Regions from separate parts of the Mus musculus genome. Here regions 2 and 3 are each linked to region 1. Evidence: chromatin loops called from intact Hi-C (ENCODE). Cell type or tissue: left cerebral cortex. All regions are shown on one strand. Each heading gives the region's core, and the rest is flanking DNA. Links, peaks and the distances in the headings are about the cores only. Region 1 has its middle 24 kb from the start of Map9. Region 2 holds the start of Asic5 (acid-sensing (proton-gated) ion channel family member 5). Region 3 holds the start of Gucy1a1 (guanylate cyclase 1, soluble, alpha 1).

The links. A loop is a pair of places that touch in the nucleus more often than their neighbours do. Peaks named below come from ENCODE experiments on the same cell type or tissue, not always from the same donor. Only the 100,000 strongest peaks of a DNase experiment are listed, where the experiment ranks them.
Region 2: a loop joins it to region 1, with 2.9 times the contacts of the local background. A loop is called at or near these places in 7 of 42 quality-filtered maps.
Region 3: a loop joins it to region 1, with 5 times the contacts of the local background. A loop is called at or near these places in 7 of 42 quality-filtered maps.

What each region holds. Positions count from the first base shown.
Region 1 is chr3:82,331,107-82,337,195 of GRCm38, reverse strand. No RefSeq gene overlaps it. Among named protein-coding and RNA genes, the nearest start is that of Map9, 24 kb to the left of the region's middle. In left cerebral cortex, for the core only: a CTCF peak has its summit at 3,348 (motif pointing right); a DNase peak (open chromatin) is centred at 3,385; H3K4me3 peaks cover 211 bases.
Region 2 is chr3:81,993,084-81,999,172 of GRCm38, reverse strand. Asic5 (acid-sensing (proton-gated) ion channel family member 5) reads right to left here and starts at 2,251. Exons shown (of 10, transcript NM_021370.2): 1 at 2,183-2,251. The coding sequence starts at 2,222. In left cerebral cortex, for the core only: a CTCF peak has its summit at 2,950 (motif pointing left); a DNase peak (open chromatin) is centred at 2,964.
Region 3 is chr3:82,140,574-82,146,662 of GRCm38, reverse strand. It overlaps Gucy1a1 (guanylate cyclase 1, soluble, alpha 1), which reads left to right and starts at 717. Exons shown (of 9, transcript NM_021896.6): 1 at 717-991. It overlaps Gm29921 (a long non-coding RNA gene), which reads left to right. Exons shown (of 9, transcript XR_867373.2): 8 at 1-15; 9 at 114-265. In left cerebral cortex, for the core only: a CTCF peak has its summit at 2,436; DNase peaks (open chromatin) are centred at 1,565, 1,862, 2,053, 3,115 and 1 more place; H3K4me3 peaks cover 2,311 bases; H3K27ac peaks cover 1,283 bases.

The DNA of each region.
Region 1 (6,089 bases), core at 2,241-4,740:
TTAAGGAATGATTTGAAAAAAACACAATACTATCAGGATTGTGTGGTCATGCCGCCTTTCTTGTTTTGCTTTTATAATATATATAATTTTCCCCCAAAGTAGCAGCCAAGAATGAAACAAAGCAAAGTTAAGCAAAAGCAAGCAAACAAATAACTTTCAAAGTATTTGCAAATATCAGGCATTTATCTATTTTTATATTATAAAACAAACAAGAACAAAAACCAGCTGGAGAGAGAGAGAGAGAGAGAGAGAGAGAGAGAGAGAGAGAGAGAGAGAGAGAGAGAAGAGAGAAAGAGAGGAAGGAGAAGGAGAAGGAGAAGGAGAAGGAGAAGGAGAAGAAGAAGAAGAAGAAGAAGAAGAAGAAGAAGAAGAAGAAGAAGAAGAAGAAGAAAAGAAAGAAAGAAAGAAAAGAAAGAGAGAGAGAGAGAAAGAAAGAAAGAAAGAAAGAAAGAAAGAAAGAAAGAAAGAAAGAAAGAAAGAAAGAAAGAAAGAAAGAAAGAAAGAAAGAAAGAAAGAAAAGAGGCTTGGTCTAACTTTAGGCTAATGAGGGCCATCTTTGTCACCTATCCATACAGATGGCCAAAATGCCTCCTGATGAAGCTGATATCTCCAGAGGTAGATGGATTGTGCTTCATAGGGGTGAGAGGACCACTGTATCTGCAAGGGAAGCTGGGAAATGTAATCCTTTGGCAGGAAACCATCATCTATTATAAAGGATGTCATTTAACCCAACTTGTTTGACTTACATCAGTATTGCTGAGCAAGCCAAGCCCTAACTTCATATTTGAGCAATATTGTAATTCAAAACAAGCTTTAAAGTCACCTCCTCCATGCAGGCTTACTTGTGTAGTTATTAGAAGTTGGGTACCCTGAAACATAAAACATAAAATCAGGAGTCTCAAAGTTAAAAAATTAACAGTGCAAGTTCAAGATGGATGGGGTCCCAGTGCTTGGAGGGGAAGTAGACACAGGGCCCAGCCCAACAAAGGAACCATCTGCAGTTGATATTACTGACAAAGCAAAAGTTTGTTTCCCCCAATAGAATCTCCTTAGATATAATAACTACACTTCAGAGTAGGCCTTATCCACAGGAGTTGTTGGCCAGCAAATAACAAACTCAATGATATCATTGTAGACTTTTTGCTTCATTTTGTTTTGTTTGGGCATTTTTTGTTTTTGTTTTATTGGTCTTTTGCTTGTACGTTTCTGGTGTGTGTGTGTGTGTGTTTTGTTTTTTTGTTGTCGTTGTTGTTGACTTTGTTTTTGTTTGTTCATAGGGTTGAGTGGGCAAGGAGGATCCGACAGGAGTTCGGGGAGAGGCAAATCATGATCAGAATAGAGTATAAAAAAGAATCTCAGATAAAATTTGAAAAGTCAGCCAGATGTAGTGGTCATTGTTTTGATCCCAGAATTTCAGAGGTAGAACACGGGGACCTCTCTGAGTTTGAGGTTTACATAGTAAGTTCCAGGGCAGCCAGGACTACATAGAGAAACCCTGTCTCAAAACAGACAAACAATTTAAAAGCCAAGAAAAGATAAAAAAAATAATAAAAACAATAACAGAAAGTTAATCGTGGGGAAAACTAGTCTTCAGCACATAAGAAGAACTTAAGCCAATGCAAATGCTCTGAGCTGTCTTCTCACTTTTTCTGGGGGATCTCATTGGTGGCTTGACTGACAGCAGGAAGTGGAGCTGCACAGCTGTTCATCACTGTGGGGAGGAAGATGCAGATGGTGGGAATAGGCTTACCTCACCATTTAATGTATAGCCAGGACTCTGTTCTCTCAAATCTTGGGGTTAAACTTCTCCAAATCAAATGAGCTAAGTACAAGGCTAGGTTTGGGGTGAAGAATAAATGTGTTTTCTAGATGCTATGAATAAGACACTGATTGTCTCATAAAGCATCATTATGTTTTTTTTAAAAAGAAGTACTATTCATTTCCTTTGCATGGAGAAAGATTCTGAGAGATTTTCCAATTCAATAAAAATTTTGTTAGCCAACGTAAATTTCATAAAAATCACCTTAGAAAAGTCTAAAGATCTGCCTCAGCTTACTGGTAAATATATGAATTTATTCTATACAACATTCTCCTCTGTGTCCCTCTCCATCTCAGTCTCCCTCTCCATTTCCCTCTCCATCTCTCCCCTTCTCTCTATAATTTGCCTATGAAAGTGTGGCTGATTAGTGGTAGGAAGAGTGTCTATCTACAGGTATATGTAGATTGAACATTGTTACAAGCAAATGGCTCTAATGTAAGGTTTAACTGTTTTCTGATTGGGCTAAACTGTTTAATCAGATAGTAAAGCCTTCCAGAAAAGGCCAGGGATGGGACACTATGTGATAATTAGACAGTATCAAGTATTCTGGTCTGTTCTTCCAGAGCAGGTGACTTAATAATAACTTCAAAAACATAGACAGAAGGATTTTGAATGTCTTGATATAAAGATCCAATTGAAGTTTCATTGCACTTAAACATGACAAAATGAAGAGATGTGTCAAAATGCCCCGTGGGACTCAACAAATATCTAGAATTTCTTTTCTTGTATGTTAAATAATTGCATGCAAGGAAATGTATTTGACCTGAAGCCCATATGAAGAAAGTGTGAATTATTGTATGTTTTTATACAGTGTTTATAGTTTGCACAGTTTTTATACTTATATTCACGTTTAGTAACTGTCTTTCTGGAATCTTCTCTTGACTCAATCCTGTAGGCACAATCACACCTTTCCCCGCAGTGAGGCCCCACTGCACTCTTCCTTGTAAAGCACCCATCTCTCTCCTGGATCATCCGGTTCTGAAGAGAGGAGCAGTGAGGAGGTGCTGACCTGGCACAGGGACGCTGGGTGAGTAGGCTGGGTAGCTTGCTGTGGGGCTGGACGGCTGTGGTCCAGCACTGTGCCTGATAGAAAGAAACTAGTGATACTGGAGCCTTACAGTTCAGACTGGATACTTTATACTCTAAGTTCTCCCTCTTTCACCAGCTCTGCCTTTGTTTGCCTTTTCATGTCCCATCTTCCTCCTACTTTCATTTCTTCCAATATATCTCCAACATTCATATGGAGACAATGTACCTCCAGAAGCTGACGTACTCAAATGTAAGCAATACTGCTGTATGTATTTTCTGTCATCCAAAATTTAAATGCAGTCTGAATTCTAACAGGAAGAGGTTTCTTAATGTCTCAAAAAGCTTCAGGAATTCCTATAAGCTCTCTCGCGACTCTAAAACATAAACAAAACCAAAACAAAATAACAACAGAAACACTTGAAAACATTTCCCTGGCCAATTGTTGAGCACACAACGTTTTTTTTTATTTCAACAGCGTGAACTTGTGCAACGGCAGCAGATAACCTCCAGGGGGCAGTATAACGCAATGCTGCAGCGACTGCGCCTGAGGAACAGTCGGTCATTAGTTCCTAGTTTTCTCTTTGTCTAATGAACCATTTCTAGGGGAAAGGTCTCTAAAGGAAAACAGAATTTGTCCTTTGACCATCTTTTTATTTTTGTCTCACTGCCGTGTACTAACGAAAAGAGCACATGCTACTTAAGTTTAGGATATCACGTTTAGGACTGAGAACGTAAGATTCCTGATTCAACAGAATTTCATTGCCTGCCTGCTTAGACGGACACCCACTCCCCCACCCCCACCCCCACCCCCAGCTCTGGAGAGGAAGGAAGAAGCACGGGACCCTGACATTTGCTCAGAGAATGGCAGACTTTGTCCTCTGAAATTCTAGTTTAGAGGTTTGCATAACTCAAAAAGGTCCTTTAATGTAGGATCATTTTCAGTGAGGACATCATGAGCCCACCAAGGACCAGAAACTAGGATCCCGACTCAAGAGCAGAGCCTGGGCTATGCTCACAGCAGACAACGCAGAGAACTCTGTCCCCTTTACTACACTCCAGACACTCAAGCCCAGGTGGCATTGCTGGGCTGCCATTACGTAGTCATTGTGATCACACAAGTTTGTTTGAAACTGTTGTTTTAAGAGGTTTTAGAAAAGTGCATTTAAACAATATCTTTTGATCTTATTACCCACCACCTCCTTTCAACTTTTACCAAACTGTTTTCTCTTTCTTTGTTCCCTCCCAACTTTATTTTTTTCTTCTTCATTATTATTATTATTATTTATTACTGAGAGTTATTGAATATTTCTAGTATAATATATAAAGATATTAAATGCAAATGAGTTTGAAAACCGGTATATTTGCATATCTGTTTATTAAAGATACTTTCTATGATATGTTCTGGTACAGATAAAATAAGCTTTTGTGTATTTAAAAGGAAAGATTTAAAGTATGACAGACTCTGAAGTTAGAGGAAGTGAGATGTGGAGAAGCAATGTCCTCTGAGCAATGCCTTCACTTGCTACATTCTGAGAAAGGTTGGAAAACCCACCGGTGTATAACATGTATAAAGCAAACCCGGCCAGGCTGCTGTCGTTCCCACTCTGTGTCTCAAGCTGCTATCTCTCTAGGCTTTTCCAGCTGTGCATCTCCTGTGCACTGAATAGAAGACCTAAGAAATACTTGGTTCTTCATATTAGCATAAACTAATTAATGCAAACCAAACAGATTTATCATGAAACTAATGAAGCGTAGGCTCCAGGGCCATCCCTTTCCAGGCTTTATGAGTTCTTAAGGGTTTTAAGGTCTTTGAGGAGGCAAAATATTACCAGCTAGTGCTTCTCATGTAAGGAGTCTTGGTAACTGCCTTAGGAGTTCTCAGGAAAAAGGGATTTTCTTTCTAAGGCATCTATAATTATTTAATTTATTTATTCATTTATTTATTTATTTATTTACTTACTTACTTAATTTACATCCCACTCACTGCTCCTTCTGTTGGTCACCCCTTCCAACAGTCCTTTTCCCTTCTCCCCTGGGTATGCCCTCTCCCTGGCACATCAAGTCTTGGTACATCTGCTCCCACTGAGGCCACACAAGGCAGACCAGCTAGAAGAACATATCCCAGAGACAGGCAACAGCTTTTGTGATAGCCCCTGCTCTAGGTGCTCAGAACCCATATGAAGACCAAGCTATACATCTGCTACATTTGTTTAGGGAGTAGGGGTAGGTACAGCCCATCTCTGAGAGCCCCAGGGTTCCGGGTTATTTGATTCTGTTGGTCTTCTTATGGAGTTCCTACCTGCTTTGGGCCCTACAAGCCCATTTCTTCCACAGGAGTCCCCAAGCTCCATCACTGTTTGGCTGTGGGTCTCTGCCTCCCTCTGAGTCAGGTGCTTGGTGGAGCCTCTCATAGGACAGCCATGTTAGACCCCTGTCTTCAAGCGTAACAGAGTATCATTGGGGATTGATGCTCACCCATGGGATGGGTCTCAAGTTGGGCCACTTATCAGTTAGCCCCCTTCCTGCATTTCTTGTAAACAGGATAAAATTTGGGTTGAAAGTTTTGTGAAAGTTTCTATCATTCCACTAGGGTTCCTGCATAGGTACAGGAAGTAGTCTCTTAAAGTTTCATATCCCCACTGCTATGAGTCTCAGCTATGGACACCCCCATTGATTCTTAGGTGCCTCCCATATGGCAAGTCTCTACCATAACTTCTAGATGTTCCCTATCTCCCCATTCCTGCTATCTGGCCATCTCTCCTATACCTTCTCACATCTGATCCTGAATCTCCCCATTCCTCCTCCATATCCCTTCTCATTCCCTCTTCCACCTTTCATATGCCCCCATGACTATTTTCTTCCCTCTTCTGAGTGAGATTCAAATATCCTCATTTGGATGTTCCTTCTTGTTTAGCTTTTTTAGGTCTGTGGAGTACAACATGGGTATCTTGCATTTTATGGCTAATATCCACTTATAAATGAGTATATACCATGCATATGCTTTTGCAACTGGGCTACCTCACTCAGGATGATATTCTCAAGTTCCATCCATTTGCCTGCAAAATTAGTGATGTTTTTATTTTTCAAGGCTGAATAGTATCCCACTGTATAGATATAGTACATTTTCTTGATCCACTCTTCAGTTGAGGGACATCTAGGTTGTTTCCAGTTTCTGGCTACTATGAATAAAGCTGCTATAAACATAGTTGAGCAAGTGTCTATGTGGGATGGTGGATCATCT
Region 2 (6,089 bases), core at 1,693-4,192, 340 kb after region 1:
AGAGTCCTAAATGAAGTCACACACAACAAGTTCCACAGCTAATCTTTGTCACCTTGCTGTTATTTTTGGTGTTGTGATGTCTGTGCATTGTATGTTTTGAGCAAAACTGTTTTACTCCTCTGTTGGCTCATCAGAATGTCAGGTTTGCAGTTCGGTGACTTGATCAGCTTCCTACCTTCTTAGAAAACGAGCTGGTACTTTTGAAATTCCTATTAATAAATTAAGTAATGATTATTGATATTGGTTTGTAAAGGCCAGTGAAAGTTTCACTAAAATATATTTGATGATATAGAAAATAGTCATCCAGAATTTCCCTTAGGTTACTGTTCTTTTGATTTGGTGATAATAGATGCCAAGCCTCTCTGTCAAGTTAATGGGATGAGGTCCATCTGCAATCAGAGGCTTCAACTTCTGCTCTCAGTCTCCTCTCCCGTAACCTAGGCAACTTCAGCCATGTCTGCATTCTCCTTCTGCTTCTTCTATTAACTGGCAGCAATAACATCTGCCTTCTGGCTTTTCACGTTAAATAGTGTAATGCTCAGAGAGCATTCAGTGTGTAACATGGATCAGTAGAAGTACTCAACATTATTCAATATTTTTACTTTGCTTGTAGTGATAGAGGAAATGGTTAAATATTCAGGGGTTTAAGGAATGATTTAAAGTTCCTGCTTCCAAAATGAGTGCTTGGGCAAGCAAGCTGACTAGGTGACTGTCTCTTATTGGGTAAGGGAGTTAGCTATGCAAGCTGGATGAGCTAAGTCCTATCTTTGAAACCCATGGAAAGGATGAAGGAGAGAACCCCTTACCTAGATTTGTCCTCTGAGCTCCGTACCTGTGCAGTGGCACCTAGGCAGCCAGCTCACATCCTACACACACACACACACACACACACACACACACACACACACACACACAAATGATACTAATAAAAATAACACAGATCTCAGAAACAAAAGAAAGAGATGAGATCTCTGAAAGCCAATAAATTCTCACAATGAAGTTATTTGAATTTTAAATCCTTGTTTTAATTCAATAAATATCATTTTGTCAATAATGCAGTATTAACATTCTTCCAAAAAAGCTCCAATATTTTCTCATCATTAAGTTTAGTTTAATAGCTTACTAGTTTCCAATCAATATTTTTTTTTCAGTTTGGAAAAGCTAATGATATAAAATGCATTTTCTAAAGTTTCCCATTTCGTGCAATGTACATGAGCATCCACAAATACTGTTACACTCTTAAAGATATTACAAACTATATTATCATGTTTATATCATTCTGACGTTCTGGAATTGTGCTATCGTCTATAATAGCATTACTTAATGTTTCTTTTAGTATCAGGTTAATCAGCACATATTTAAAAAAAACTGTCAAAGCTTCAGATAAAATCAGAAGGCTGAAAAAAAAAACAATATTACTTAACAAAATAAGCTTAACTGTGACCTATTCTTATTCCTTAACCATTGCTTGGACGCATTTGTGAAGGCTTTACCCTGATTAAAGAAACAGCCCAGTCCCTAGCAACTCTCACCTTTCCTACTGAGGGGACATGGGCTATTAGTGAGAAGAGTAATCTAGGAATAAGTCCCTGGCCAGACACAGTGCAGCTGGCTGCAAACACTACCCAAATAATACATTTCAGATGTCAACTCTTTAAATTAAGATAGAAACATTGCCAGTTGTGTTAACCTTACTGAAGCATTTCCTACTATTTGTTAGAAACATAGTGGTTTTTTTTTTTCCTTTTGAGTATTTCAAATTGAGAACCTACAGAGTGATATATGCCTGTCAGGAAGCCCAAAATGGGCAGTGCAGACCACCAATCCACACAACTGAGGCTTTGAACTTCCCTCATAGAAGTACATTTCATCAGGTGGATAAACAAAAAGTTTCATTAAAAAGGTTGGTCATTATAGAAACGTTAGGAAAGCAAGCATACTGTGTAGAAACAAAGAAACAACAAAAGTCGATTTTAACATATAGTAATATTTTTGTAGTATTTTGAGTCCTCATAAGTTATTCTTTTGCTACTAAAACTGTATTATTCATTTTAAAACTCATATTTGTTACTGTGAACATAATAATGAGAATAGAGTTTTCCAAGGATGAAGCCTACCCCCTGCTCTCTGCTTATTTCCGGTATTTAGGAATGGCGGATGTTGCTGTTTAAGGATCTCCTACCTTTCTCCGCGTGCACTTGTGATTTCTCAGTATGTTCCATGTTTTGATCTCAGTGATCCGAAGTCCTCTGGTGCATCCAATTTTTTCAATAACAATATTCATTTTGTGCCTTTTATATAAAATACAGCACTTAAGGTTGTAAACTGTAGGGGCAATTTAAATATTTGTGTTGCTATGTTAAGCCTCATGAAGCACTTAATCTGTAAATCAAAAAACACGGACAGAACCAGCTATGGGCATTTACAGACTGGCAAGAGGCCATGATAGATTAAAACCCAGATAGCACAATTGAAACCCACTTTCTGAAAAAGAAAGGAGGAAAGAAACAAAGAAACAAAGAAAGAAGAAAAGCTGTGACCTCACAGTGGCCTCTGATCATACCAGTGGATACCCAGGTGACAGTCTCTTCACGTTTTGTTCAGCTTCATAGAAATCAAATTTTGATTGTGATTGTGTGTATGTGTGTGTGTGTTTGTGTGTGTGTGTGTGTGTGTGTGTGTGTGTGTGTTTGTGGACGTGAAGTATCGTTGTTTTGAAGTTTCTTTCATAAAAGAGATACAACTGTAACAAAGTGACCAGTGGAAATAGAAGAATAATGTTACAAAAGAAAAAAGATACTAACTAAAAAAGAAGCACTAATAAAATAATATAAATTTGCCAAATCACAAAGGCCACCTTTTTTATAGTAACACCTTTGAGAACTTACCATTAATATTATTAATAAACCCTGATATGCATCCATATGTATAAATGCTGCCATCTGTTGACCACACACAGTAATTACATGTTTCTCCGCTAGAGCCTGATGCCTTTGTCATGGTAATATTTCACAAGCATTTTTTCCCTTCAACATTGGACATCTATTGGGAAACTCCAATACCATAACTTGAAGCTGGGCTTACATGGTTTGGTTTTGTCAAGAAGTCACTCTTGCTTCTGCTCCTCCCTCCTAGTGACTGAATTAAATTTGAATTTCAACTTGTTTATGTAGTTACAATTCCCTCTCCATTTTTCCTCACTTTATTATTTGAAATCAAGACCAAGGATTCTTCTCACAGATATAACTTGTTCTTTTGTAAACCTGGCCTTTTCACTTTCTAAGATACTCAATTAAAATTAAACATAGATGCTCACACTTTCTTTCTCTGATGGTGATGCTATGTGGAATAAGCCTATGTGACAGAAGATAGACTTGTAAGCCCCTCTTCCCTGCCCCACCCCATTTCCCAGTAAACGTAAAGAAAGCTACAGAATCGCCTAATAAAGCCAATCCCGGGAGAACTGAGAGAATTCTGAGTCATCATTATCTCCCTTTATGCACTTGTAGCACCAACAGCAAAGGATGACTTATTAATGCAGACAAATAATAAAAGATTAAATAAAGCATGCTGGACAGAAAAGTAGACAGCAAACCCAACTGCCCTTTCACTTAGATTCTGGGCATGAGCGATCCTTAGAATCAATGAGCACTGTCTAGAGGACTGTATTTACTCTGGCCCAGCCCCAGTAACAGAGATACAGTTTGTGTTAGCTATTTAGTTATTGAAGGATAATTTTTTTAATTCTACTTTTGACATATTCATATGTTTTCACTACTCTTTCCTGTTGTGAGTGTGGCAAAGGAAGCCAGGTTTCTGCTAAAACTAAGCAAATGTTTCACTGCCAAGTCAGGTACTCTGTCATTTGGCTCCTACTTGGCAATTTTGATTTGAAGTAAAATTTTATGTTTTATTTTCTCTTTGAGAGAATGCCTGTCCCTTCTTGCCCTTCTTCTTTGCTCCTCCCCCCCCTCCTCCTCCTGCTTACTCCTTCTCCTTGTCTTCCTCTTCTTTCTTTTTCCCTGCCTTCATCTTTTCTGTTATATTCAGAACACACACACACACACACACACACACATATATATATATATATATATATATATATATATATATATATATATATTTACATATACTTAAGATAGATGTTTGGTTTGTTCTTAATAACTTTGGAAAATAAGTTATCAGCTTACCATGTGTGTAAGAGAATAACAATTTAACAGTGTATCTATCAATTTGGGTCTGAAATGCCATTAAATTAAAACTATTAGAACTAAGTGTTTTTTAATTGGATATTTTATTTATTTATTTATATTTCAAATGTTTATCCCCTTGATTGTTTATCCTCAAATCCCCTATCCCATTCCCCTGCTTCTATAAGGGTGCTTCCCCACCCACCCATTCATTTCTGCCTCCCCACCCTGGCATCCCCCTACACTGGGGTATCGAGCCTTCACAGGACCAAGGGCCTCCCCTTATTTTGATGCCAGACAAGGCCAACTTCTGTTACATATGCAGCTGGAGTCATGAGTCCCTCCATGTGTACTCTTTGTAGAATCAAGTTCTTATAGCTGGCGAGTACAGGTAATGTTTTTGTTACAGCATTCTTTATATAAAAACCACTTTAAATTAAAATGAATAAATTTCTTTTAAAAGCTTAAATTTCATGTTGGTCACAGAGGGTTTTTTGTGGCTTGTTTTATTTCGACGTTAGTTGCTATTCTTGAAATGTCAGTCTGATGGATTATTTTTCTTTTATTGATTTTAATTTTATAGATGCATATACTAATTTTTGGTACCCCAGTTCCTCAGTTCCAATTTTTCCTATCTTCTCCTCACCAATTTTCCCACTCACGTTTATGTATACTTTTCTAAACCCAAGTCCACTTAGTGCTGTCAGTTTATGCATGGGTGTAGGGATGTCCATCAGAGCGTGGATAGCCCACCAGAGCCCACCATCACTGAATAGAGCTGACTCCCTCTATCCCGGAGCCACCAGTCGCTAAACGTTTCTTAGCTGGGGAGGATGTGGACTTCATGAGCCCCTCCCACATCTATATTGGGGATGGGCCTGGCTTGATCTTTCTCAGATCTTGTTCATACACACTTAGCTGCCAGAAACATCATGTGCATATTCTGTTTTACTTTTATAGGGCACAAATAAGAAGAAATTAGTCAATATGTCGTATCATATCTAATTAAAACCAATTCACATATCCGAAGTGAAAATGTAAAGTAGAGAGTGACCTTAGTATTCAATATCAACCCTTGTGTCCTGGCACAAGCCTAGCTCATTTAACAGAGGAGGCAGCTCAGGAACAGGGGCAGACAATGGAAGGTCTATGAGGCTGAACATTTAGCCTGCTTAGCTTGCTATCTACTATACTCATTAGAAAAATAGATAGCAAGTAGGAGACAATCTGCAAATACTTGATGAGTGACTAAGTGATTTGTTCCAGTCTTGTACTCTCTTCATTTTTATACCAGAAGACAACTCTTGTGATATTTTCAACACTTTATTTTGAAAATGAAAGTCATAGTAAATTGCCTCATTACAGGAGTGGGATATAGGGACACTTGGGTTAGAACATGGCAGGTTTGAAGGCTCTTCCTGTGGCACAAGAGCAGGGAACATTTACCACAGAAAACTACCTAGTGAACAAAGAAGTGGAAAATTTGAACAAGTTTTCAATAAATACTCACACCATCCTTATGAATGAAATGGCCTCAAAAATTAACGACAGCAGTGTTGCAGGCTTCATTCAAGAAGCAGGGAGACAAACCCAAGGAAGTAAACTGGTCCTTGTCAGCAAATAACAAAGCTTAATGCCAGCACGTGCCTGAGGCTAGCGCTAAGGCTGAGCAGTCTCAGAAAAAATGTGCACACACCCTGACCCATGTCCCTGTGCTGCAGCCCTACAGTATACAGTCTAGGTGGTGTCCTCATACCATCTCATCAAATGTCCCAGTGTAAGGTTCCCATAGGTTCCTGACTACTATGAAGACTCTCACAAAAATTGATTTTCTTAGTTTGGAATCTCCAACCTTCAGATGTTTTCTTTGAACTCATTACCTATACAGATGAAAGAGAA
Region 3 (6,089 bases), core at 1,259-3,758, 190 kb after region 1:
CAAAGGACCTACGAGGTTTGGTTCCATCTTAAGGCCAAAGTTTCCCTGGTTCCTGTAGCTGTCTTGGCATTTCTGGCTAATTCTGTTTCTGTCTACTCCCATCCATTCTTTAGGACAATTCTTATGGTTGTTTTCACTGGACAAAACGTTTCTCATATGAGTGGGGCCTCCTCAGTGAGACCAGAGTCGATGATGAGTCGAAAGTAGATATGTCAAGATAACTTTTTGTCTTAGACTTCTTGGACTTGGAGGATTAAAAAGACACCAGGAGTAAGTGTGTGTGTGTGTGTGTGTGTGTGTGTGTGCATTTTTGTGTGTACACATATGTGTGTATGAACAATGATTTAAAAATAAAAGAACAGTTATGCACACACACATGCATTAACAGCAAATAGGGCTGAGTGTAGTGAACCAAATAGAGGCAAGACCTTACTCAAAAAAAAAAAAATATTCTTGTGACCACAAAATTACCTTTGAAATGAGTAGAGTAGCCTCAAACCTAAAAGCCAGGCCACCAAAGCCACCCAAGGAGAAAGAAAGTTCCCCACCAGGTTTCAGATTCAGGAAACTACAGTGGTTCTGCACCAGCTTGTACTAGAGAAAATGTTTTTAGTTTTAATGTGCCAACTTTTCAACTTTTCTTAGAGTCTCTTTTTTTCTCTTCCTTGTCCCCTTCCCTGCTATGTGTGTGTGTGTGTGTGTGTGTGTGTGTGTGTGTGTGTGTGTGTGTGTGTGTGTGTGTGTCTGCCTTTGGTGGTTTGGAGGATGGCGACTGGGCGGGAGCAGACTCAGTTCTCTAGCTGAGCCTGGGAGAAGTGGGAGGGACTCAGAGCCGCGGGTTTCTCACACACCGCCTTCTAGGCAGCCCTCCTCCAGTGCCTGCCAGCCGGACCGGACCCCAAGGCGAAGAGCAGCAGTGCACAGCCTGGGGAGCCAGCGGAGCAAAGACACCTTTGGCCCGATGCCCCTGGCCTCCTGTGATCGCATCATGGTGGGTTCGCTCAGCTGTTTGCTTTTCTACTGTTTGGGGACTGGAGAAGGGGACGAGGCACGGTACTGAGACGTGGGAAGAAGTCCTGTGCGGCAGGGAAGAGACAGACTAGAATTCTTTGGGTCATGGCAGGGAAAAACAAAGGCGAGAAGTGACTACAGCACGGTGGGAACCAGCTCTGGGGGTGTTTCGTGGGTCCCTCCGCGCCACTAGCGCAGGTTAACCATGATGTGCTCTGTGTGGCCTTGAGTGCCCTGGGTGAACCCGCTCGGGACCGACAGGTGCGACTCCAGTGTCACCTCTCAGTCCATCACCAGCGCCACCGCCCTTCATCTGTGATCTAGTGCGGCTGTGCTCTGCTGGGTGGCAGCTCCAGGAGGTTGCGGTCCCCAGGTCTGGATATCACTAAGTAAGTGATAGCGGTGCCCTCGCTGGCCGGCCGGGACTCCCTGTGCATACAGCCCTCTACCAAGTCTTGGCTAAATCCTTTCCCACACCCTCCCCTGATCTCGTTCACCCCTGGGAAGCAAGATCACTGTTCCCACGCTGGGGAGAAGCGAGGAAGGGACTCCCGGGAGGGATAGCGGTCAGGGAGCAGCTATGGCTGAGCTCTGTGGTCCCGCAGTGGGAACGTGCGAGGCGTGGGCGACTGTCTCCCACGCAAGGCCGCCAGCCCTGGGCAGCTGGGTGGCATCCTTCACTCGGGAGCAATTCAAGGACGCCAGGACCTAAGAGTCCAGCTTGTGGCCCTCATGCGGGCTTTCCTCCGAGGATGGAGGAGCTGCTCAAAGCCCCAGAGTATACAAACTGCAAAGTTCCAGCCACTGCTGGGACCAGAGCAAAGTGTGCCTGCACAAAGGGTATGTGAGTGTGACTGCTTCTAAGCTGCTTTTCTCTTATTATTGACTGAGATGCATTGGAAGGTAATGGCCAGGCATCACAACATTCTCCCGGGCCTATCTGAGTTGACAGCCTGTCCTGGGTCCACAGTGTTATCTCTAAGTGAGTTTTGTGTGAGGGGCTGCATCCCAGTGTGGTCACATGATTCCAGGGTATGGGTTTCCTGAGCCTTTCTTTTGCTTTCTGGGAGTTATTCCTTCGTTTTGCATTTAAAAAGCACTTTACATTTTCTGAGGTAAATCAAATGGCTGCCAGCTCGCTCTCAGAAGTGATTAGATGCCTCTTGATTTCCAACATATTGCATGGTTTAGAGGAAGATAGATTACCTACATTTAAATTATCATAATGGTTTTTTAGGGTCATCGGTTCCAAAATAATTCTTGTCTATATTCGGACTAGTGCCAGGCTTAGTCGGAGCCCTGCTCACCTTTTCTATTGCATGCTCTCGGAGACACTTCAAGATGAGCAGTTTTGAGTTTTTGTTCATAATGAAAGAAAGAGCAATCTGTTGTTTTTCCTAGACTGTTGTCCCCCTTCAGGAAGTATCATGTCAGGTAGCAGTGATCAAGGGTGGCAAAGGACGATGACATGAAACTGGAGTTCTGAAGCAACTCTAGTACTTGGCCTTTACCGATTATTAAATGGTCTGGTCCATGTATTTATTTGAGGAGTCTTGTAGTCTCAGAAACTATACTCAAATATTTGAGCTGTTGCACTTTTAGGGAGATGGAAAAAACTCCGCTGCAGTACTGGCATTTAGAACCCCACAGCAAAATAACGACAGAAGTTAACACCGATAAGCTGAACATTTTCTGGTCCGAATCTTAGCCTCTGTACAAAAGGGTGTGGATGCAGACTAGCAGAAGACTTCAAGGGTTGTGCTACATACAATAGCTAAACATTTCAAATGCTGGTGAGGAGCAGGAGGGTGAGGAAACTGTATACACTACCTGGGAAAATGTAAACTTGGGAAGCTACTGTGGATGTCAGAATGGAGGTTCCTCAACATACCTAAAAATAGAAATACCACATGATTGAGCTCTACTCCTTCAGGTATATACAGGAAAGAGTTTGTGTCAGCCCACTGCTGAGATAATTACTAGACCCAGTAGCCAAGATATGGAGCCGTTCCAGTGCCTAGCAACAAGTGAATGGATGAAGATCATGCGGGATGTGTGCATGCTGGGTAGTTACACATTTGTTCCTCCATAGAGTGGAATAGAATTATGATGTTTTCATAGAAATGAATGGCAGTGGACAGCCGTAAGACATAACAGACATTCTCATATGCAGTCTAGAGTTCTATATGTGTATGAATGAAATGACTGTGAGAAGGGAGGGAAGGAGGGAGCCAAAGAGAAGAGGAGTGGAGACAAAGAGAACAACTGGATCTGTACAATGTGAAAACACAAGGAGAAACCATTTTAAGGAAAGAGAAGACCCACAGGATGGGGAGGGCAGTGGGCAACTCTGAACACTGTATACTATACACATACATATACACAAAAAGGCCACAATGAAATCCCATGCTTTGTATACTGAATAAACCAATAAAAGAAGAAAATTAATAGGAAATAGACTCATAAATAAAGTATTAAATGTATCGCTTAGCAAGCTTAGTGCTGTGATGTTTACTTAATAGAAGTGTGTGGTGCGTCGATGGGTAGATTTTGTTTCTACCTGCACAGTAAGATCGTTCCAGTTTAAGACAGAAAATAAAAATACATTTTTCTCACTGAAATATAAAGTAGTTTTGCTTACTATGGTGTCTCGCAATGCATGACACAGAAACAGCCTCATGAAGACCTCATTGTATATGTTCAGGTATCTTCTGCCATTTGAGCATGAGAAAAGAAATATGGAATTATGGTTTATATCCAGAAATGGGAAACAATTCACAGTACTTAGTGCCAGTGTCTCATAACTATGGCTTATTAGGAAATCTTGTTTCAAGACATTCTGAAAAGTTGTTTTAATGTGTAGACTTCCCTACAAGCTTAAATGATGACACTAAATTATGCTGTTATGAGTAATAGATCAGTAGAATACTTAGAGGATTAAAATTTCAATAATTTGTCATAGATATTTTCAGGCTTAAGAAACATCTTTTATTGAACAGTTAAAATCATGTAACACTGGATTGTATCAGAAACCATGAAAGAAACATGACTTCTCTTATTTACATTTGCTAGCACTACTTAGTGTGTGTCTAGGGGAGGGGAGAATATTGACTTTGTCTATAAGTTAGTTTAAGATAGCAGGATACGTTCTTCCAAGTCTCTAGTGAATTTTTAAGAAATAAACACCAAATAATTAGCTTTAAGAATGAGTCTCCTTAAGTGAGAGGAAACGGAAAGGTAGAGTAATATTTGGACAAAACAAAACAAACTCTATTATTGATGGGGGCAGGGAGAATTGTAGTAAATGGTGTTTTAGAATTACTTTCAGTGTCAGATGCTCAGGGAAATTGCTTGTTTTCCTTTGCTTTGGGAGGATATCCAACTTTTATGGAACTATTTTTATGCCACTTGATTAGAGCTATTCACCCGAGGGACTTTCCTCGGGCATCCTATGGGTTGTTTCTGCACATTTGTAGAAGGGATTGTCTCTCATTCGAGCCATCCATAGTGACAGCGATTGTTCTTTCCAGGCTGCCTAGGTCTAGCCTCTGCTGAATGACTGGGCAGCAGTTTCTTTAGCTGTCACACCTATATTTTTGAATCACTCAACTTAGTGGAGGCTGAGCTGCTTTCTTGTCCATCCTGTATCCTACCTGATTCCTCCTCTTCATTATAATTCTGATTTTCATTTATCTATTTTGTGGGTGTGTGCATGTACATAGGCATGTGCATGTATGGGTATGTTCATACCATGGCATACATGTGGAAGCCAGAGGATATCTTTCCGGTACCTGGTCATCTATTATGTGAGTCTAGGGATCAAGTTCACAACCTCAGCTGTTGTGTCAAGAACCTTTGCCTACTGAGCCATCGCATGAGCTTTCTTATTCTTTTATCTTTCTTCACTATATCTTGGAAGTACTTTATTATATATAATATATATTTTCCCCCCTCTGCTGTGAGTCTAGGTCAGCAGGCTTACACTTCCTCTAGCCTGTGCCTGTGGTTTTTAAGCTTCCTTGCCTGGCATGTTTTCTACCTAGTATTAATCGTTTGTTAAACCAGACCTTTCTTTCTATAAAATGGAAGCTAGCTCTGACTCACTTACCCACTACTCCTACATAGTAAGGATTAGCAAGAAGTCAACAAGAGAGGATGGTTGAAAGCAGGGTAGGTAAACTCCCACTTTCACTCTGAGGCCACCTTAGCTTTGTAACCCTTTCTGTTTTGTTACATGACACCGGAGATGTCTGTTTCAATATCTGCATCTCTAACCAACCCTAGCTCTCTATCATTGGATTCACAAAAACTTGCATGGCACACAGTAGGTGTCTAGAGCTATGATTTGCTGGTCCTGTGTTAAGGTATTTTGTGTCTCGTGCCTAAGGTTATATTATTCAAGAACAGCATGCAGAGCACAGTGCTTGTTTAGGGAACACTTGGGTGGATTGCTCAGAGCACGGCTGTGCCCGTGTCCTTCCGTGCTTTTACATAGACTCTTCTGCTTGTTCAGAACCACCTGATCTACGATTTCTGTCACCAATTGCACTCTCAACCATCATGCCTGTTACCCACCTCCACTATGCATGCATTGACCTTCTGAGCACTTCCTCTTCCTTTTAATCCAGACGAACAGAGGCTTTGCAGGCTGCTTTCCAGTCTTCCTATGTGGTCAGGGCTTCACTCAGCATCTACTAATGTGATTGGTCTATATTTAGCCTTGATCTTCGCCTCCTCTACTCTCTTAAAGGACCATCAAGTTCGGAGTCTCCTGTGGTTCTCAACACTTTAAGCCTCAACAACAACAAAAACAAACCCTTAAAAGATCCATCATCCTTTTTGAGCAAATCCTCCTGTCCTTTCAAAAACTTTCCTAACTTAAAACTACTTTATATCTTTCTTTCCCATTCTTCTCCTCTTTTTAAAGGTTTTCTATTTTTACCAGCCCAAAATTAGACTACAATTTCAACTTTGTTCCACTCCCAAATCTTTACCCAAAGATCCAAAAGACACTGTCAACTTCCTTGAAATGTCTGTTTTAAAGCCTTCCTTGCTGTGGCTGAAGCTAGAGGAGTAAT